Linked DNA regions of Homo sapiens: region 1 is linked to region 2. The links are chromatin loops, found by intact Hi-C in ENCODE. Cell type or tissue: PC-9. All regions are shown on one strand. Each heading gives the region's core, and the rest is flanking DNA. Links, peaks and the distances in the headings are about the cores only. Region 1 overlaps LOC112268416 (a long non-coding RNA gene). Region 2 overlaps LOC105374690 (a long non-coding RNA gene).

Evidence for each region. A loop is a pair of places that touch in the nucleus more often than their neighbours do. Peaks named below come from ENCODE experiments on the same cell type or tissue, not always from the same donor. Only the 100,000 strongest peaks of a DNase experiment are listed, where the experiment ranks them.
Region 1: it touches region 2 in a loop (7-fold over the local background); 4 of 110 quality-filtered maps call a loop at or near these places.

What each region holds. Positions count from the first base shown.
Region 1 is chr2:55,833,657-55,845,081 of GRCh38, forward strand. The region is part of intron 2 of LOC112268416 (a long non-coding RNA gene); the gene reads left to right. Among named protein-coding and RNA genes, the nearest start is that of EFEMP1, 84 kb to the right of the region's middle. RefSeq lists enhancers at 2,891-3,667, 3,668-4,444. In PC-9, for the core only: no CTCF peak of the experiment used is centred there; a DNase peak (open chromatin) is centred at 5,695; H3K4me3 peaks cover 1,205 bases; H3K27ac peaks cover 1,560 bases.
Region 2 is chr2:55,954,336-55,965,760 of GRCh38, forward strand. All of the region lies in intron 3 of LOC105374690 (a long non-coding RNA gene), which reads left to right. It overlaps MIR217HG (MIR217 host gene), which reads right to left. Exons shown (of 3, transcript NR_126406.1): 3 at 9,071-9,547. Among named protein-coding and RNA genes, the nearest start is that of MIR217, 23 kb to the right of the region's middle. In PC-9, for the core only: a CTCF peak has its summit at 7,140 (motif pointing left); DNase peaks (open chromatin) are centred at 4,196 and 7,136; H3K4me3 peaks cover 542 bases; H3K27ac peaks cover 1,809 bases.

The DNA.
Region 1 (11,425 bases), core at 2,614-7,613, 120 kb before region 2:
GGGTTTGTCATAAATAGTTCTTATTATTTTGAGATACATTCCATCAATACCTAATTTATTGAGAGTTTTTAGTATGAAGCGCTGTTGAATTTTGTCAAAGGCCTTTTCTGCATCTATTGAGATAATCATGTGGTTATTGTCATTGGTTCTGTTTATGTGATGGATTACCTTTATTGATTTGCATATGTTGAACCAGCCTTGCATCCCAGGTATGAAGCCCACTTGATCATGGTGGATAAGCTTTTTGATGTGCTGCTGGATTTGGTTTGCCAATATTTTATTGATGATTGTTGCATTGATGTTCATCAGGGATACTGGTAAAAATTCTCTTTTTTTATTGTGTCTCTGCTAGGCTTTGGTAGCAGGATGATGCTGGCCTCATAAAATGAGTTAGGGAGGATTCCCTCTTTTTCTATTGATTGGAATAGTTTCAGAAGGAATGGTACCAGCTCCTCTTTGTACCTCTGGTAGAATTTTGCTTTGAATCCAACTGGTCCTGGACTCTTTTTGTTTGGTAGGCTATTAATTATTGCCTCAATTTCAGAGCCTGTTATTGGTCTATTCAGAGATTGAACTTTTTCCTGGTTTAGTCTTGGGAGGGTGTATGTGTACTGGAATTTATACATTTCTTCTAGATTTTCTAATTTATTTGCATAGAGGTGTTCAAAATATTCTCTGATGGTAGTTTGTAATTCTATGGGATTGGTGGTGATATCCCCTTTATCATTTTTTATTGTATCTATTTGATTCTTCTCTCTTTTCTTCTTTATTAGTCTTGCTAGTGGTCTATCAATTTTGTTGATCATTTCAAAAAACCAGCTCCTGGATTCATTGATTTTTTGAAGGTTTTTTGTGTCTCTATCTCCTTCAGTTCTGCTCTGATCTTAGTTATTTCTTGCCTTCTGCTAGCTTTTGAATTTTTCTGCTGTTGCTTCTCTAGTTCTTTTAATTGTGATGTTAGGGTGTCGATTTTAGATCTTTCCTGCTTTCTCTTATGGGCATTTAGTGCTGTAAATTTCCCTCTACACATTGCTTTTAATTTGTCCCAGAGATTCTGGTATGTTGTGTGTTTGTTCTCATTGGTTTCAAACAACATCTTTATTTCTGCCTTCATTTCGTTATTTACCCAGTAGTCATTCAGGAGCTGGTTGTTCAGTTTCCATGTAGTTGTGTGGTTTTGAGTGAGTTTCTTAATCCTGAGTTCTAATTGGATTGCACTGTGGTCTGAGAGACAGTGTGTTGTGATTTCTGTTCTTTTACATTTGCAAAGGAGTGCTTTACTTCCAATTATGTGGTCAATTTTAGAATAAGTGCTATGTGGTGCTGAGAAGAATGTATATTCTGTTGATTTTGGGTGGAGAGTTCTGTAGATGTCTATTAGGTCCACTTGGTGCAGAGCTGAGTTCAAGTCCTGGATATCCTTGTTAACCTTCTGTCTCATTGATCTGTCTAATATTGACAGTGAGGTGTTAAAGTCTCCCATTATTATTGTGTGGGATTCTAAGTCTCTTTGTAGGTCTCTAAGGACTTGCTTTATGAATCTGGGTGCTCCTGTATTGACTGCATATATATTTAGGATAGTTAGCTCTTCTTGTTGAATTGATCCCTTTACCATTATGCAATGGCCTTCTTTGTCTCTTTTGATCGTTGTTGGTTTAAAGTCCGTTTTATCAGAGACTAGGATTGCAACCTCTGCTTTTTTTATATTCCATTTGCTTGTTAGATCTTCCTCCATCCCTTTATTTTCAGCCTATGTGTGTCTCTGCACATGAGATGGGTCTCCTGAATACAGCACACTGATGGGTCTTGACTCTATCCAATTTGCCAGTCTGTGTCTTTTAATTGGGACGTTTAGCCCATTTACATTTAAGGTTAATATTGTTATATGTGAATTTGATCCTGTCATTATGATGTTAGCTGGTTATTTTGCTCGTTAGTTGATGCAGTTTCTTCCTAGCGTCGATGGTCTTTACAATTTGGCATGTTTTTGCAGTGGCCAGTACTGGTTGTTCCTTTCCGTGTTTAGTGCTCCCTTCAGGAGCTCTTTTAGGGCAGGCCTGGTGGTGACAAAATCTCTCAGTATTTGCTTGTCTGTAAAGTATTTTATTTCTCCTTCACTTATGAAGCTTAGTTTGGCTGGATATGAAATTCTGGGTTGAAAATTCTTTTCTTTAAGAATGTTGAATATTGGCCCCCACTCTCTTCTGGCTTGTAGGGTTTCTGCTGAGAGATCTGCTGTTAGTCTAATGGGCTTCCCTTTGTGGGTAACCCGACCTTTGTCTCTGGCTGCCCTTAACATTTTTTCCTCATTTCAACCTTGGTGAATCTGACAATTATGTGTCTTGAGGTTGCTCTTGTCAAGGAGTATCTTTATGGTGTTCTCTGTGTTTCCCAAATTTGAATGTTGGCCTGCCTTGCTAGGCTGGGGAAGTTCTCCTGGATAATATCCTGAAGAGTGTTTTCCAACTTGGTTCCATTATCCCCGTCACTTTCTGGTACACCAATCAAATGTAGATTTGGTCTTTTCACATAGTCCCATATTTCTTGGAGGCATTGTTCATTTTTATTACTCTTTTTTCTCTAGTCTTGTCTTCCTGCTTTATTTCATTAATTTGATCTTCAATCACTGATATCCTTTCTTTCATTTGATCAAATTGGCTATTGAAGCTTGTGCATGCATCATGAAGTTCTCATGCCATGGTTTTCAGCTCCATCAGGCCATTTAAGGTCTTCTCTATACAATTTATTGTAGTTTGCCATTTGTGTAACTTTTTTCAAGGTTTTTAGCTTCCTTGTGATGGGTTAGAACATGCTCCTTTAGCTTGGAGAAGTTTGTTATTACCGACCTTCTGAAGCCTACTTCTGTCAACTCCTCAACATCATTCTCCGTCCAGCTTTGTTCCATTGCTGGCGAGGAGCTGTGATCCTTTGGAGGAGAAGAGGTGCTCTAGTTTTTACAATTTTCAGCTTTTCTGCTCTGGTTTCTCCCCATCCTTGTGGTTTTATCTAACTTTAGTCTTTGATGTTGGCGACCTACAGATGGGTTTTTGGTGTGTTATGTCCTTTTGGTTGATGTTGATGCTATTCCTTTCTGTTTGTTAGTTTTCCTTCTAACAGTCAGGTCCCTCAGCTGCAGGTCTGTTGGAATTTGCTGGAGGTCCACTCCAGACCCTGTTTTCCTGGGTATCACCAGCAGAGGCTGCAGAACAGCAAGTATTGCAGAACAGCACATATTGCTGCCTGATCCTTCCTCTGGAAGCTTTGTCCCAGAGGGGCACCCACCTTTATGAGGTGTTTGTCCTCCCCTACTGGGAGGTGTCTCCCAGTTAGGCTACAAGGGGTTCAGGGACCCACTTGACGAGGCAGTCTGTCCATTCTGAGAGCTCAAACAGCATGCTGGGAGACCACTGCTCTGTTCAGAGCTGTCAGACAGGGTCGTTTAAGTCTGCGGAAGTTTCTGCTGCCTTTTGTTCAGTTACGTCCTGCCCATAGAGGTGGAGTCTATAGAGGAGTAGGCCTTGCTGAGCTGTGGTGGGCTCCTCCCAGTTTGAGCTTTCCGGCTACTTTGTTTACCTACTCAAGCCTCAGCAATGGCAGACGCCCCTCCCCCCGCCAGGCTGCAGCCTCGCAGGTCAATCTTAGACTGCTGCACTAGCAGTGAGCAAGGCTCTGTGGGTGTGGGACCCACCAAACTAGGCACGGGAGAGAATCTCCTGCTCTGCCAGTTGCTAAGACCATGGGAAAAGCGTAATATTTGGGTGGGAGTGTCCCTTTTTTCCAGGTACTGTCTGTCACAGCTTCCCTTGGCTAGGAAAGAGAAATCCCCCCAACCCCTTGCACTTCCTGGGTGAGGCAACACCCTGCCCTGCTTTGCCTTGCCCTCTGTGGGCTGCACCCACTGTCAAAACAACTCCAATGAGATGAACCAGGTACCTCAGTTGGAAATGCAGAAATCACCTATCTTCTGCATCGATCACGCTGGCAGCTGCAGACCAGAGCTGTTCCTATTTGGCCATCTTGGAATGGACCCGGCTATTATTATTATTGTTTTTTATTGTACCACTGCACTCCAGCGGTACAATCTTGGCTCACTGCAACCTCCTCCTCCTGGACTCAAGTAATCCTCTCACCTCAGTCTCCCAAGTAGCTGGGACTACAGGTGCATGCCCACCACACCTGGGTAATTTTAGTATTTCTTATAGAAGCTGGGTTTGGCCATGTTGCCCAGGCTGCTCTTGAACTCCTGGGCTCAAGCGATCCACCCACTTCAGCCTTCCAAAGTGTTGGGATTAAAGGCGTGAGCTACCATGCCTGGCCTAGAATGGCTACTATTAAAAAGTAAAAAAATAATATGGTAGGGAGATGGCAGAGAAAGAATGCTTATACACTGCTGGTGGAAATGTAAAGTAGTTCAGCCATTGTGGAAAACAGTGTGGTGATTTTTCAAAGAACTTAAAATAGAATTACCATTCATCCCAGCAATCCCATTATTGGGTATATACCCAAAGGAATGTAAATTATTCTACCATAAAGACACATGCACACATATGTTCATGGCAGCACTATTTACAATAGCAAGGCCATGAAATCAACCTAAATGCCCATCAAATGATAGACTGGATAAAGAAAATGTGGTACACCATGGAATACTATGCAGCCATAAAAAAGAATGAGATCATGTCTTTGCAGCAACATGGATGGAGCTGGGGGCTATTATCCTAAGCAAACTAATGCAGAAACAGAATATCAAATACTGCACGTTACAGAAACTGGGGCCTACTTGAGGAGGGAGGGTGGAAGGAGGGAGAGGATTAAAAAAAACTACCTATTTGGCACTATGCTTATTACCTGGATAATGAAATAATCTGTATACCAAACCCTGGTGACACATAATTTACCTATATAACAAACCTGCCTATGTACCTCTGAACCTAAAATAAATGTTTTTTTAAACAAGATTGTAAAGTGTAGCATGCAGTTATATTGCGATCGAGTTCTAATATTATAGGTATTAAAAACAGAGGAAACACAGAGAGTAAAACTAATTCTGAGAAGACGCTTATAATTATGTGATCTTGGTAAAACTCATGTCTCAGCTTGTTAAGTTAAAAAAAAATGATGTAAAATGCTGGCATTGGACTAAATCCTAATTTCCTTCCTGGGTGTCAGATTTAGCTGACTCTTTCTCCTGCCTGAAGTGCTCTCCTTATACAGCTTGTTCCACTTTTATGATGCTATTCATCCTTGAGCAATTGTGGGATAGATCAGTGTGAAGTGTATCATTTGTTTTTAACCTGCTCTGGTTGTCAGTGGAAACCACAATATAAGGGGTAAAGACACCCAGAATTGAAGTGTGCAATATTATACACAACATTAATATGAAAGCAGTGCCAAAATGGCAAAATGAGGTGGTGAAAAGAGGCGACCACCCAGAATCCTGCAGTACTTAGTGTTAATAGATATTTACAAACTTACTAACTTGAAATTCCTTTAGGCATCATATTCCAGATTGAAGCTGCTGGGAATTCCTACCCTTATTAATTTTTATCTCCTCTACTCTGTCCTCCCTACATTTATAAAAAGCTACTGCTCAAAGGGTTATTTGTTAGTGGTGTCGAGTGTCTCCACCATTGAGGACTCGCCGTATTTAAAGTACTCTACTGGTGTTGAGTAAATATTTGCCAATGTTCTAAATGCCAGGGCCTCTTGACAACTCAACAGGAATGTTGCTTAGGCAGGAATGGGGGAAGGGCAGAATATTTCCTATCCCTGCAGCTGTGCAGCAAATTTTGGAGGACTGGGCTTAATGCCTCCAAAAAAATGTACCGCATTACTACCACCTTGATTGTTGTTACTGTGTTGGTGACCACATCTCCCTCAGGCTGCCTTAAAATATTGTCTTTCATGTTGACACTTTGGAGGAGATCAAGAATTCTCTTCTGCTTTGGATTTCGATAAGTGTTTGAAAAAGGAATCATGAAAACGTAGGTCTGCAAGGGTATGACAAAGCAAGCTGTCGACCTCACAATGAGGGCTCAGCAAGTTGCTTCATGTTTTCTATTCATAGCCTCCTCCTCTCTGTCAGCTCTTTTGAAGTACTCATAAAGCAAAATAGGCTCATTAAATATGAGGGGGTAAATGAAGTTGGCAGTTGCACCTAGTTCAAAAAGCCTTTCCTTTTTAGATGTTTACGCTCCAGAAAAAAACAAAACAAAACAAAAAACTCAGAAGATGAATGCCTGCTATCAGTGGCTATTCATGGCCTCCCTTTTGGGTAAGTGATGTCAGCCAGGCTTTGGAAGATGTGGGTATTTTGTTCCAGATCTAGCACTAAACTGGTCCACAAAATTAATGTCACAATGAAAAGCCAGGAAAGTCTTGTTTACCATTTCATTTACTAAGTTTGCATATAAGGATAAAGACTATTTAGAGTTCCTTTCTAAACAGTAAAGGAAATTTCTTCATCACTCTTCCCACATGGGCAGCGGCTTGTCCTATGTGTACCCTCTTGCTGGCAGGGACAGGCAATGGTTCTGCCCTGTGGATCAGCTCTTCCAACCCTTAGATTCTGTTCTTTGATGAACCTTTTCCTGCACATTTGGCTCCTTTTCTGAACCTACAGCATCTACATTTTAATGAGCTGAAGGGGATGCCAAGATGCATAAGAGATGGTCTTAACCCTCAAGATCTTACTGTCAGTAAATGAGGTAACGTGATGATGTTCACTAAACTGCCATATGCAAATGTGAGGTAACTTGAGCAGATCCTTGAAAGATGGAAAATGTTTCTTTGGTTTCTGGTTGTGGGAAAGGACATCCCAAACCAAGGGTATAGTTTGAGCAAAGGCACAGTGGCTTTTCTAATCAGTGGACACTCTTTTTAGTCCTTATTCTATTTGGCCTGAGTAATATTTGATGCTGTTGTCCACTTGCTTCATCTTGAAGTTATTCTCTTGGCTTCAGACACCACATTCTGCTGTGTTTACTTCCGCTTTTCTGATGGCTCTTGTCAATCTCATCTCCAGGTTTCTATGAGTGTATATATATACTGATGATGCCTTGCCTATGTCTCTAGCCAGGCTGCCCTCTTGAAGTTCAGACCTATATAGCTAACTTTCTGCTGTGCACATTCATATACACAGCTCTTACTTAAATGCCTTAAGTTCTGCATGTTCAAAACCAAACCCATTATCTTTCTCCCCAAATCTGCATCTTCCTCAGTTTCCTATCTTAGTGAATAATGTACACCCAGTTATTCAATTCAGAACCATGGTATAATCTTGACTCCTCCCTCCCCAACACCTTCCATGTAAAGAACCACTAGATCTTTTATATTTTATTTTGTTTTATATCTCTGTATGTGTCCAGGTCTTTCCATCTCTATTGCTACCTTTTTGGGTCAGCTCACCATCATCTTTTGCTTGGATGACTGCAGTAGCCATTTCCCTTCAACTTTCCCTCCAGGTAATTCTTTCTCTACGTTGTAGCCAAAGGAATCTTTCTAAGGCACAAATACGATCATTGTGTTTTCTTTCCTTACAACCCTCTAATATCTTCCCTTTGCTCTAAGGATAGTGTCCAGGTCCCCAATAAGGCTTCTTGTCTTTCTCATTCTGGACCTGCTGACCTCTCTTGCCTCATCTCTTGCCACCACTCCTCAAGCTCCCTGAGCTTCAGACATTTTGAAGTGCACCTGCAGTTCACTCACATACCAGGCAGGTTTTCCTATCTCTCAGACTCCGTGCACGCTCTTCCCTATCTAGCACACTCTTTTCCCTTGCTCTTTCTCTGGTGTTAGCTGGGAAGTCACTGCTTCTACTGTATCCTACTGGCCTGTTTACTTGTCTATATTCATTTAGGCCAATACTCCTTATAGAGTCTGGAACATTCTAGATAATCGGTAGACACTTTTTGGATGAATGAGTGAGTGTTAATGCATGAGATGGCTTAAAGGAATGGCAGATCACCCAGACTGACTGGAGTGGAGGATATACAAAAGACAAGAGTGGAAGATATGAAAGAAAGGTGGTTGGGTGTCTTACACTGGGTTTCCTGAGCACAAACTGTGAGATGAAGATTCCAGTGCAGGCAATTTATTGGGGAGTGCTCTTGGGATTAACTCCTGTGAGAGAGTGAGGGAGTGAGAGGGGCAGGATATGGCAGAAGGTGAAGTTGAACTGAAATGAAATTGCAACAGGGCTGTCAGCTGATCCCATGTGGTAATTAGAAGCTGGCATAACCTCACAAAGTTCTGAATTGAGGCAAGGGGCTGGGGCTGTGTATCTTCACAGCAATCAGTCATTGAATGTGGGCTACCTCTGGGGAGGGGGCGAACTCAGGACAAACTGCTCCTTTGCCAAAGGCGATTTCTGGCAAGGGGTTCAACTATGACCTGGCAGAAGCCAACATTGCTGGTATCTAGGGGAATGATTATCCTGGTAGAGGAGGATCTGGGTGGCATTACCACATCCACTACACTGGGCCCACTTCAGGCCAGATTGAGGAAGTTTTGCTTTATTTGGTAGGCCTTGGGATGCCATTGGAGATGTTTACACAGATAAATCATGTGAGTCAGAGCTGTATTTGAGAAGATTAGTCTAGTTGTATGCTCAGATTGGATTGGAGGTGGTGGATAAACTGCAGATAGAGAGGCCATTGGGAGACTATTGAAATAGTCCAGATGAAGAAATAAAGGCCTGAACAGGGGTGTTGGCAGCAGAAATGGAAAAAGCGGTGGTTGCAAGAGATATGTTAATGCTAAAATTCCCAGGCCCTGGTGACTAATTGAATATGGGGAATATGGAAAAATCAAAGGTGATTTCATAATTTTGAGCCTAGCTGAAATGTATGAATGATGGTTCTGGCAGTAGATATTTAAGAAGGATATAGGTTTGGTGTAGATTTGTTGAATTTGCAGTATGACTGCCACCCAAGTAGAAGTGGCTTACAGGTGGCTGGGCAGTTTCTTGGGAGGGCAAAATACACATACATAAAAAGTTCTATGATGATATGAAGATGTTCATGTAGCAGTATTAGCATCAAATTTGTGTAAAAGAAGTTAATGCTACAAGAGGCCAGAGAAGACAGAAATCACTGTAGCCAAGAAGTGTTCATGGAGGAGGTTGCCTTTGAATGGGGTCTAGGTGCAGGTGTTAGATTTATGATGAGGAAGAAGAGATAGGGAGGGCAGGATGATGACATTCTGAGTGGAGCCAATGGTTTGAGCAGAGACAGAGAGGTAGAAATTCATACTGCATATTTAGAATACCATGAGAAGATCAGTTTGATTGGAACATAGGATTCATTTAAGGAAAGTTTGGTTTAAAAAGTTGAACAATTGATTGCGGAGAAACTTGAATGACAGGCTAAGTGATAGGGAGCATAAAGGAGTTTAGGTGATTTTTTGGTAAAACTTTGCCTCTGTTTCTGAAGTTTGATCCTTTCATCTGCCTGGATGTGGGTCTTCAGAACCCACAGAACTAGAACTCTCCACTCGAGAGACACTTGTGCTTGTGATACAGAAGGCTACTGGTCACTGAGAGTCTTTTTCATGGAGATTGTGTGACGGCACATTGGAGGAAATTCCAGCTGCATGTGTTTCTGAGGCTTTTACATCCACAGTCTTTGCTTAGCTTTCATGAGGCACAAAGAATGTGTGGCCTAATTGGTGAGCTGGTTTACTGGCTCACCCTGAAAAGTAAACATTGTGTATCTGTAAGTGGAAATTCAGTATGTGTAATCTAGCTGCCTAGTCACGCCTGCCCCAAACGCTGTTGAAAACTTTGACCAAGGACTATAAAACTGTCAAGATCTGGGGCCCAAGCTTGCTTTCACACCAAATAATTCATTACTGAAGCTATGGGAAGATAACAGGACATGCATTTGACTTGCTGCTATTCCTTGTTTGCTACAGAAGCATCTGGCAGAGCTAAATGGCTTTGTATTACATCATGTTTCATTTCTTCTTTTTATTTATCATCTATTTTTATTTGTGTGACATGGAAACTTGCCCCACCCACCTCTGAGCACTCTCATTGAATAAAAAATGTATCTTGATATAACTTCAGTGACTTCAAAATGGAATCCTCAGATCGACACTTGGACCATTAAAAAAACAATGTCAACAAAATTTCTTTTGTGTCTTTGAGCAGATGTTTAATTTTATCCTCCTCCCAAGTGGTCATAGGCTGCTATTAGACTTCCTGACTGCCATTTTGTAACATCCAAAGGATCACTTGTTTTGTTTCCTTTGCATAATTTCATCACAGAGTGTTTGAAACGGTTTTTGGGAACAAGAAGAGAATTGCTGTTTAAGGAACTATTTTTTTTTGGAACAGGAAGTAAATGATATATGCTGAAGCCCCCATGGAAGCTTTTGGAATGGCCTGCTAGATTTAGGACCAGAGATGGAGAATATGCAATTCATAATGTACAGCTACTTCTGTTAAGGCAAAGTGGCCCTAACGTGTCTATAGCTTTCCTCACAGGTAATTGCATGCATGGGCTTTCACTCAACAGAAAAAAATGTGCCAAATCTTGAGCAATTAAAAAAAAATGCAAAAATCTGAGCATGTTATTAAGTTGCAACTGATATTCAACAGCTCTACATTAATCTCTAAGAAGCATACAAAGGAGTACTTACTGTTTTATCAATTCTTCAGTCCTACACAATTGAATATATTCTTCAGCCCACATAAATGTTTACTGCATTATAAGGGATTTTTATGTTTAAACTTTATATTTAACAGTGTCCTTTAGATGTTTGGTCTAAAGGAAGTGCATTTCAGTGGTCTAAAAAAGAATCTCACAGGTATGTGTATTGTGTTTTCAATTTAAATTAGACATTGTAACTGCTTAATGCCTTACCTATTCCATTTAGATCCTTCATGAAAACAGACTAATTTTAATAGCTGCCTAGATATTCCTAGTCTTCTTTCTTTCTTTCTTTCTTTCTTTCTTTCTTTCTTTCTTTCTTTCTTTCTTTCCTTTCTTTCTTTCCCTCCTTCTCCTTCCTCTTCCTCTTCCTCTCCTTCTCCTTCTCCTCCTTCTTCGATAGGGTCTCACTCTGTTGCCCAGGCTAGAGTGCAGTGGTACGATCATAGCTCACTGCAGCCTTGAACCGTGGGATCAAGCGATCCTCCTGCCTCAGCCTTTCAAGTAGCTGGGACTAGAGGCACGCACTTCCTAGTGTAAAGTTAGTTTTTTCTTTATTTGCCTTGTCTAGAGATGGGGAAGAAGAGTCATCTCCAGTTTCCATCATGTGATGTTAGGGGTGTTGAGAAGACTTCTGTATTTCGTAAATTAACTTTCATAAATAGTTTTCTATTAGTACAATTACTTTAACAGAGACCAAAGACCTTAATGCAGTTTACTTACTTATGATGTCTTCCAGCCCTACTTTTGGTTTATTGCTGTTAGTCTAAATC
Region 2 (11,425 bases), core at 2,310-7,309:
CATGTACAGATGAACATTTTCTGATATGCTTGTTATCTGCTGGCCACATGAAGTGACTCTTTAGCAAAGCTTACATGAGAGATTTGTGTATTGCCCTAATGTAGGCATGTGTAGCCTGTGGTGTGTAGGATTGGCTCAGAACATTAATTAAATTCTTCCTGCTATTTTATACAGAATGTACTGTCAGTTTATAGTGTCTGTAGAGTTCTTTCAAAGAGTCTAAGATCTACCATTTTATAGCAAACAGTCCATGTCAAGTCTGATTTCTGAATCACTTTCTCATAATTCACTGCGTTTCTGGTTAGTGATACTTGAAGAAAAGTTAGAGAAAAGATAGGTGCTTGATAATACATAACTGGTATGTTCTGTATTCCCAGGTTTTTGAAAAATCAAACCAGTGGTGATATGCTAAAAGCTAAATTTTGTAAAATGTTAAACATTCATGAAAGAAAAGCTAGGTTTCCTGCCAGCCTTGCGGTCAGCAGCAGTACTCTGGCCTGATTACTTAAGCCGATGTTTTTCCTAAATCAGTCATGAATCAGTAATTATCAAGTTTTGCAATACTAGGCAATTCTCTTGAGAACAGCAAATGATTTGTAATGTTAAGTTGATAGCTTTTTTAAAAAAAAAAACGAAATAATTTGGCTGCTCTTGATGGGTTTCCCTGGGCACTGGGCAGACCCCTATTGATTTAATGGGCTTTGTCTGTGGAAGCTTGGTAGATTTATCTTTCTTACACGATCAAATAGCACATATTTGTTTTCTTTCTCCACAAAAATAAGAATGCTGCTGGTGTGTAGTATATTGGTTTCGCTTCTATTCATTTGGCTTAACTACTTAAACCACAGTTTAGTCACAAAATGGAAAAAAATGAGAAGTCATAGAAACAAAATCAAAAATCAAGATTTTTTGCTTTATTTAGTTTCTTCCAGCATGTTTTGGAATGACCTGCTGGTAACTGTTTTCTTCTCCTATAACATGTTCTCTTTTGTGTATGGGGATTATAGATCCTAGAGTTGGATCTATAAGGGACTTATAGGGACTTTGTGAAAAAATTTTAATTCAGTCCCCTGATTTTTGAAGCCCATGGGAGTTTAAAACCTGTATCAGTTACAGAGCCCAGAATTGGTTTAATAGGGATCCAAACATGGGCTGTTTTTCTTACACAGTGGCATCGTTTCAGAGACAGGATACCCGGAGCTCAGCGAATGACATTGTTTGCAATTTGCTTTGAGGTACTGCGTGATGCTGGGATTTTTTTTTTTTTCAGTATACTTTAAGTTTTAGGGTACTTGTGCACAATGTGCAGGTTCGTTACATATGTATACATGTGCCATGTTGGTGTGCTGCACCCATTAACTCGTCATTTAACATTAGGTATGTCTCCTAATGCTATCCCTCCCCCCTCCCCCCATTCCACAACAGGCCCTGGTGTGTGATGTTCCCCTTCCTGTGTCCGTGTGTTCTCATGGTTCAGTTCCCACCTATGAGTGAGACCATTTTTTGTCCTTGCGATAGTTTGCTGAGAATGATGGTTTCCAGCTTCATCCATGTCCCTACAAAGGACGTGAACTCATCATTTTTTATGGCTGCATAGTATTCCATGGTGTATATGTGTCACATTTTCTTAATCCAGTCTATCATTTTTGGACATTTGGGTTGGTTCCAAGTCTTTGCTATTGTGAATAGTGCTGCAATAAACATACGTGTGCATGTGTCTTTATAGCAGCATGTTTTATAATCCTTTGGGTATATACCCAGTAATGGGATGGCTGGGTCAAATGGTATTTCTAGTTCTAGATCCCTGAGGAATCGCCACACTGACTTCCACAATGGTTGAACTAGTTTACAGTCCCACCAACAGTGTAAAAGTGTTCCTATTTCTCCACATCCTCTCCAGCACCTGTGGTTTCCTGATTTTTTAATGATCACCATTCTAACTGGTGTGAGATGGTATCTCATTGTGGTTTTGATTTGCATTTCTCTGATGGCCAGTGATGATGAGCATTTTTTCATGTGTCTTTTGGTTGCATAAATGTCTTCTTTTGAGAAATGTCTGTTCATATCCTTCACCCACTTTTTGATGGGATTGTTTGTTTTTTTCTAGGCAATACCTTTCAGGACATAGGCATGGGTAAGGACTTCATGTCTAAAACACCAAAAGCAATGGCAACAAAAGCCAAAATTGACAAATAGGATCTAATTAAACTAAAGAGCTTCTGCACAGCAAAAGAAACTACCATCAGAGTGAACAGGCAACCTACAGAATGGGAGAAAATTTTTGCCATCTACTCATCTGACAAAGGGCTAATATCCAGAATCAACAATGAACTCAAACAAATTTACAAGATGCCAGGATTTTAAACAACCAGTTTCTTGGTTGTCCGGGTCCCCTCAGGCTGTTACTCCTCTTCTGCATTCACCATCTCAGTCCTGTATACTTTACTCAGGAGACCTGTATAACTGTCTTGTCTATCTCCTGCTTGTTTACTTTTGGAGGCACTCTTCTTGGGCACATCTTTGACAACAGCTTTGCTTGGAGTTTCCCAAGAATCTGGATGTGCTAACATTCATGAGGGACCCTCAGGGGTCAGCATTGGAAGAGCCTTTCAAAATACTCTAGAATCCTACACATCTTGTCTTCAAGGGGCTTTTTTTTTTAGTTCTTTAGTTAGGACTTCATAATGGAGTGCCCTTGTCTAATAACTATGACCTTTTTTGAGCACTAATGAGTTTTGGCATTCTGAAGCTCTCCCCAGATACTGACTAGCACCCTGGGAGTTTGGTCAGGTTCTTGGTAGAAGTTCGACCTTCCCATTCTCTGTTTCCTCACCACCATTCAGAATAGGCTCTGGTACCCTGAATAAGCCTAACCCATGGCTAATCTTCAACATTGAAAACCTTGCAGTGTGGGTTCCCAGGTTTTATTGTGTTATCAAGGGGGAGCTGCAGAAATTCACACAATCACAGGACTGGAAGGGAGCCTACTGGTCATTGAATGCTTGCATCACCCCTACCAAATCACTGCCAAGTAATTATCTAGCTTGACGGGAAACTTATTACCTCCCAAGGCGGTTCATTTTAATTCAGACAGCTTCAACTGGTGGGAAATGCTTTTTCATACCTATTCAGTTTGATGTGTTTCTTGTATTGAGTAAACCAGAATTCCTATTAATTAAACTCCCCATAGTCTTTCCAGAGTTGACTTAACCTGTTACTTTTGGGAGGAAAACTTATTTACATTTATGGAACTTGGTGGATCCTGCCTTGTGAAATTCAGAATGCAGTCTTACATAATCAACAGACTTTTAGTGGGCATTTAATGTAAAACACTTTTTCAACTAAATTGAATTATTCTCTCCAGAAAGCAGTGATGGCTAGGACAGTAGTGCTTATAGAATGTGTCATTATTTTGGCAGCTACTGCCTTGGACTCTCAGTTATTTTATATGCACGGGTCTTGCCTGCATAGCCTGTTGCCTGTTTTGTTTGTTTGTTTGTTTGTTTTAAAAAGAGTCTCACTCTGACACCCAAGCTGGAGTGCAATGGCATGATCTCAGCTCTCTGCAACCTCTGCCTCCTGGGTTCAAGTGGTTCTCCCACCTCAGCCTCCTGAGTAGCTGGGCCTACAGGTGTGTGCCACCACATCTGGCTAATTTTTGGATTTTTAGTAGAGATGGGGTTTCACTATGTTGGCCGAGCTGCTCTCAAACTCCTGACCTCGTGATCCACCCGCCTCGGCCTCCCAAAGTGCTGGGATTACAAGTGTGAGCCACTGCACCTGGCCTAGCATAGCCTGTTGTTAAGCTCCTTGGAGTGTGGACCTGTCTTGTATGTGCAGTCCCCAAAAGGCCTTACTCATGACCTTGCATTCACAAGATCAGTTAGTGAAAGAAAGTGAAAGTGCAAGAATTGTTCCTCCTGACACTGAACTGCTTTTCTTGTTTGCCCAAGGTGATGAGTGGTGGTAGTGGCAGTGGGTACATATGTGTTGGCATAAGCCCAGGGCCAACTCTCTTTTATTGAGGGTTTTAGAGCTAATCTCCCAACAGAAACAAGTATTCCCAGGCTGGCCTACAAAAACCTATCCCATTTCTGTTTCTGACATAAGCCTGCAGCACTGGCGGAGCTACAGTTGGGGTTAAATTGACACTTGGGTGTTGGTCTGGCAACCTGACAACCACATACCAGGAACACCCTTCTCCACTCATCTGCCTGGTGCATGCTTCCTCATTCTTTAGGCCTCAGTGGAATGTCTCTTTGTGGAACCTTCCTGATCCGCCCAGGCAGAGGGCTCACCTCTTCTTTCTTGTTCTCACCGTACTGCGGATAGTCCTCTATTTTTCCAAATGCTGCCTTGCATATGTATCATTTCTATCACTGTCTCCTTTGTTCTTCTGTGAACTTCTGGAGGAACAAGGTTGTGTCTCACTTTCTCTTCTCCTGTGCCAAGAACTGTGCAAAGTAAGAAGATACTCAGTGAATGTGTTTGAAGGAATGACTACTGAAGTGTATGAGTTGTTGGTGTAGAGACATGCATTCCCAAGTGCTAGAGAATCTATTTGCAAGCATATTTTTGAAAGATAACATTTTTTGAAGTTGAATATTACTTGCACTGCTTTGTGTGCTGTCAGGGTTCTGCCATGGTAGCCAAGACTAAACAGCATCTTTCCAGTTAACCCAGTGAGGGTCCTGTGGTATGGCTAAGCCACGAGCTGGAACAGGAACCAAGTGAGGCAGGCCCTGAGGATATAGACCTGTTTTAGACCCTGAGAGAGAACAGTTGGCAAATAGAAGGTGGTATCCACTGGGTATGACAAGCAAGCATGGATCAGAAAAGCAGCTGGCTTTACAGAGTCTAATGGAATAAGTGAGAAGTCCTAAAGGTGGATGAATGTGGCAGTAGGAATCGAGGAAGATATCTTGTACTTCTGATGCTCTCAGGTGTAGGCTACTGATGGTCAGCCAGCATCAGGGAAGGCTGCCAGGAGTGAAGAGGTAGGGGATTAAAGGACGTACTGACAAGGACCTGGCAGAGCTCTAAACCAAGAGGGACACTGGTGTAAAGTCTTTTTGTCATTAATTTAGCAAATATTTATACCTACTGTGAAAATGCTTTCAAGAGGAGGCGAATTCTTGATCTGATTATCAGAAGGAGAAGAAAGAAGATGCCCAGTTACCAGCATTGAGGCATATGATCAGGGCTGGACTAACTAAGTACGGTGACATGATGTGAATTCCTCGTTACGGCGATAGAGCTCCCTTAGTGTCTTTTGTTTCCACTTAGGATTCATCCTAGAGGCAGGATGGGGCAGAGCTTCTGGGGTCAAATAAACCCAACAGCGGCAAGAAGAAGGCCTAGGGGTTAGAGTACCAAGAAGGGCCTGACAAACCATCACTTGACTGATAGAACTGGATCCAGCCTAGAATTGTTCATTAAACCATTAAATTGTTGACTGGCCACACCAAATGGTGGCATTACATAGCACAGTACAGGCAACATTGATTTTAATAACATCTTCTACTTGAAAAATAGTCCATACTTACCAAAATACTTTCACATTTCACTGGATTCCAAAGTTCTTTGATATAAACAGGGTGTTATATCCATTATTTTTTAGAGGACATCAAAGCACTAACAATTTAGATGGATGGTTTAACTCCTAGTTAGCTAGTGGCAGAGGCAGAACTAGAACCATGGGCTCCTTATTGATAGGTCACTACTCTTTCCTTTATCCCACTGCTTTGCTTGTGTGATGCTGTGACAACTTTTGGAGGCCACTTTTGCTGAGAATTCAGTCCAGGTCTGATTGACTTCTGGGAAACAGGACCTGCTGAGTCTAAGCATTCAAGAGTATACACTCAGCCATAATCATGAGCCCACGTATTGTTTCAGATACTTGCTTTAGGAAATATGCTTCAGTTCTGATAGTGGGCTATTATCTCTTTTTAGGAGGTCTCCTTAAATGTACTGAAGTAAATTAGCAATGCTAGAGATTTTAAAATATCAGTTTCTAGTAAAAATGCTTCAATTTTTGTGAATTTACCATGTTGCTGCATTATTGAGCTCCTCTGATGTGTCAGGCACTATTGTAAGATTTGAAGACATGGCAATAAACAAAATAGAAAAAATTCTGTCTTCGTCATAGGGCTTTTATTCTAGTTGGGGAGGGGTTATTTGTGAAGGAGACTAACAAAAACCAAGTAAAATATAAAGTATGTCAAATGTTGATAAGAGAAAAAATACAACAGGGAATGAGGACAGGATATGTGGGGATTGGGGGGACAGGGGTTGCAATTTTAAATAAGATGGTTAAGGGAAAGGCTTCACGGTAAATGTGAAGGAAATACATCGCTATGTACATCTTCAAAATCTACAAACATCAATAGTAAATTTCCAAACTACTTATATATAATTACTAGTGAAAAAACAAAAAAAATTAATGGGTATATACACACAGCCACACCTACACACAGATGCATGCACATATATACATATAAAATCTAGCACTTACTTTTCAAATTAACTCCCCACTCTTTATGCACCTAACAGATGAACTAAGTTTGAATTTATGTTTTTGTGCAACTATAAGAATATGGAATGTAGCTATTACTAATCTCTGCTTTTTTATTTGCAGACCTCCCACCGTTTAGCTCAGTGATAAAATTCCACAATAAATTTTGACTTGAAAGATTTTAGGATATCATGAAAATGGGAATGACGAATGAAGGCTGAGATGAGGCAAATATTTGGCAAATCCCGTGAAGCACTTAGAGCAAGCTTTATTAAGTGTGGTGGAATCAGATAATCATTACTGTTTTTATTTTTATCTGGGGTCAAACTTAATTAAAATAAAACATTTTCTGTGGGTTTTCTAATTAGCCTAACAATTTATTGGTCTCCAAAGATCTTTGTAGATGGTAACTTTGGCACAGAGTTCTAAAGCAGAGGACTCTGTAGATCTGGAAAGAAGTTGGAAAATAATTTCTTTAAAAACAAAACAAAAACCGTCCCAGGAAACACCATGAGAGAATGTTTTGTGACATATTGGGAATTCAGTTGAAAGGTATTATTAGGGAGTCTATGGCAAGCTGAGTCCCCAAATGCCCAGTTGATCGTAGTTCAGAACCCCAAAGACCTAGCAGGAAATGTTGTAGCTGCCCTCTTGTGGTCAAATGGAAAGTTTTGCCTCTTTGTCTTAATACTCATAAGAAACAATGATACATTTTTTCCCTGGAGTTATTCATTTAATAATCTAAGAGTAATGAAACATTTAACATTTTCAGATGGGCTCAAAAAAAAACACCTTCCCCCCAAAGCAAGATTCAGCAGATCAGTCAATACATATGTTTTAGTGGAACAAAACTCCTGGCTATTGGTAAATTATAATAAAATTGTGGTCCCTTCCACCACACCCCAAGTAAAGTCATCTGAGGCTTTTAAAGGAAATACCTAAGTCTACAAATACTTTCTGGTGGAGTTGGTGGGGGCTAACTGCAGAGGAATATGGAGGAAATAATATCGGGAAGTGCTTTGGTGCTTGTCAGCTGGGTGATCAAGGCTCAGTCACTTCACCCAAGAGCTTAGACTTTAGTTTTCTCACATGTAAAATGGGACTGTTCAAAGGCAACTTCTAATACCACTTTTAGCTCTGAAACGCTATAAATATGTGACCAGATGGACAAAACAAACGGCTTTTTGGTCTCTGGGATTTCTTTCCTTTCTGTCCGTGTGGCTTTATGATTAGTGAACCAAAAAGTTGTGAGGGGAATTGCGTGATGAAGCCTTTGAAAATTGCAGGGCTACAGGGAGATTAGTAGAACTGCCCCCAATGGTCTTGTGAGAATTTTTCAGTTTATTCATACAAGTATTGAATTTATTAAGTATCAACTATGTACTATGCATTATTCTTGGTGCTAGTACTACAAAATAAGTATAGAGGAGAATCCTTGTCTTTAAAGTGTTTGTAGTTTGAAAAAATTAAAATTCAATCATTTCTACGTAGCCTTACACAGTTTGCTTATATGTTCATATGGTTCTGGAAATATTAAGGGGAACTTACCTTAACTTTGTCTCCAAAGAGCTTTCAGGTGGGATCATCTTGAAGCTTAGCAAAACTCCCAGTGAACTTTGGCAAGAGCTGGGTCTGGACTCAAAACTCTGAGTTCAGGAGAAGTGTGCCCTTTGGTGAAGCTTCCAATGAAAGAGGTGTCTGACTATGCCCTGGTCATTCTGAAAACTGCTCTTCCATGGGCCATTTTTTAACATAAAAGGAAATCCTACTAAGTCCTATATCTTTTTGGAAAATGCCTTTTCTGTGTTCTGCTTTTACATTCATAACATACTATGAAATAGCTAATTTAACAAGATTGTGTTTTAAATGATTTATGAATTTATTCAAAATTTTTACTTTATCAGGCTAAGATTGTTTTCTTGGATTTGTTTATTCCTCAAGTCCTTGTGCATGTTCTGATGTCTAAAGTAGAGAAATAATCTTAAATTTGGCAACACTAATTGTTTTGGATGTGAGAAAACTTAAGCTATACATTATTAAAATGAAAGTTGATTTATGTTATTAGTTATACATATATACACATGTGTGCTATGATTAGGTTACAGGAGCTTGACAAAATTGATTATTCTAGATTACAAGAAGTTCTGGGAGGACCTCTTGATGACACAGATTTTTTTTCCCTGTTGCCTTGGTATTTTCGGAATATCTTACACATCATCTACTATATGTGGCTTTGTTGTAAGTTAGAGTTTGGTTAGATAGAACATTTGAACTCGATTCAACTTGGCAATGTGAAGAGCCTGGAGTCCAGTGATTCGTCTTAGGGAGGTGTTTGGGGAATAACAAAATATTTCAGAATCATTAAGGGTATTCCAACAGGGAATTTGGGAGTGGTTGAGATGCTTTGTGTGCTTCTAAGAAGGCAGGATGGGAGAGATTAGAAGAGGAAAATGGTTTTAAAATTTCACTCACAGATTTGTAAATATAGTCAGCATTGCTGCAGGTCCATAACACAATAAAATGATTACAAATTGGTAAAAAGATGATGGCTCTTTCTGGTCTCAGTTTAATGAAACTGAGATGTTAAAACAAAAAACAATTTACATGTTACAAAGGTAAGGTTATTAATGTGTGATATTAGAGCTCTTCCCTGGCCAAAACTCTGAAGACTTTTAGATGAAGCCTTTTAAATAAGTTTGTGATACCATTTTGATACAAATGGCGACACCACAGATCACTTCTTTATACAGATTTTCATGTAGAGATGCTCTGAGGAAGGTGCTGTGAAGTTTTGGAAAGAATAAAGACCTGGGTTCAGAATATGCTGGGTCAGTAATTTGCTGGCTGTGTGGTTGTAGGTAAGTTCTTTAGCCCCAGAATCCACACTTAATAAATTGAAGTGATTCTTCTTCTCTCATAGGCTTGTTCAGAAAAGGCTCCATGTTTTCTTCTTGCCACATCTTTCAGGTTTCTAGGAGAGTTTTGCTACATACCTGTTTTCCAAGATCATGTCAATCATTAAGGCCTAAAGAGCTAAAAAAAAAAAAGAGAGAGAAAAAAATATTGTTTGGGTTAAGTAGTACATGAAAATTTAAACTCCCTCTTTTAGCTATGCCAAAGAGGAACACATTTAACATTGAAGGCAAAAGAGTCTTTGCTCCATGGACTGTAAGGAAACTTGCATTTTCAGGTTTTTATTTAGGTGTGGAGATATGGAAAAGAGCAGGAGTTTACAATTTCTGCACATAGGGCTCAAAGGCTTATCCAGGCATTTTCTGCGTGGTTGTGTTTGAACCTGGTTGTTGATTGCTTTTCACGCAGACCTCTTTCCTACGTTCATTTTTTTCCTTCATTTAATTCAAACATTTTAACCATTGGGTGCACGTTATTGAACACGATTCTTGTGTCTTTACGGTTTAGCATCATTACCTAATTCTGGACGACAAGCTCAAATGTATGTGCAGGTCAAAAGTGAAGCCGGCCCTGTAATACGACTGTGAGTACTGGAGACTGGTGAACTGGGGACCTCAGTCCAGACAGCAGCCACCAGTCAAAGGCTTGTTGCCACATCAGTATGTGAGCTGCCTAGTGCCAGATCTTCCAACTTTTTTGAGAGCAGTCAGAAATATAGACTTGATTTTTAAAACACTGTGCAAATCAAACAGAGCTCATTGTCTGAGGACTGCTTGTTTTGTGTACTTGAGTTCCAGATACAGTTAGCACCTCTCTCACTATCTGTTTCCTAATAATGTGATAGTTAAGAGCTAGATAAACTGGGATCAAATCATAGCCGCATCACATACATTCTAACTGTGTGACTTCAGAAAGTTACCTGCTATCTCATTTATGAAGTAGAGATGATAATAGCTCTTATCTTATTGGGTTTTAGGGAAGACTTATATGAGCTGAAATACAGATGTGCTTAGAATAGTGCCTGGGATGTAGTAGGTGCTACTGAAGTGTTTAATATTGTTAGAGTCTCTTTTATATCATCTCACTAAGAGGCCACACTCCTCTTCTTGTGAGGTCTGGGAAGAGAGAAGGAAGAAGAAGGGAAACTACCCTTTATTGAGTATCTCCTGTTTGCCAGGAATTATGCCATGTGCTTTGTATAACATTTCCTCATTTAATCCTCATGTAGAGTCTTGAGTTAGATGTCATTTGCATTTTATAGTAGAGAGAACTGAGGCTCAATGAGATTCAGTGACTTGTCCAAGGCAGAAAAGGGATTTAGACTTAAGTAGATCTGATTCCAAACAGATCATTTTACTAGAAAGCTTACCACTCTTGATCCAGGGAGAGCTGTGAATTTGATGTTTGCTAGGAAATTGCCTTCTAAATGAATCCACTTGGTGTTATGAGAAAAACTTAGGACTGTAATGTTTCCTCCCCACCACCCACCCCCCAAACTGGGAAGGTATCAGGAGACCAAAATGTTTTGGACAAGTCCAGCTTGGTGAGTAGATGGGTTTATTAAGACTTACTTACAGAGCACTCCTGGGCAGCAGCAGGACAGCTCTAGAGATTCATCCCACTTCCCATCTCTCATTTAAGCTAATTATTTGGCTCTTTGCCTACTGTGCCTGTGTGATGGGACTGTTTTCCTTGGTATGTTTGTGTTCTCAGAGACACCTGCTCCTCGGCTGGGCACGACAGCCTTAGCTCACCACCTGGCCTTTAAGGTTCAGGCAGTGGACATATACCCTTAAGTAACCTGGTAGGGGACCCATCACACTACACTTGGAGCCAGATTAACTAGGGAGAGCTTTGCTCCTCATTAACCTACTGTCCCTGCTGGGCAAGCATCAGCTCCCTGAGGGGAGGGATAGGGTCCTTTTCTATCTGAAGCTCCCAACATATTCAGTGAACTCAAATGCTACAAAGATATGAAAGAGGGACTCAAAGTAGGCT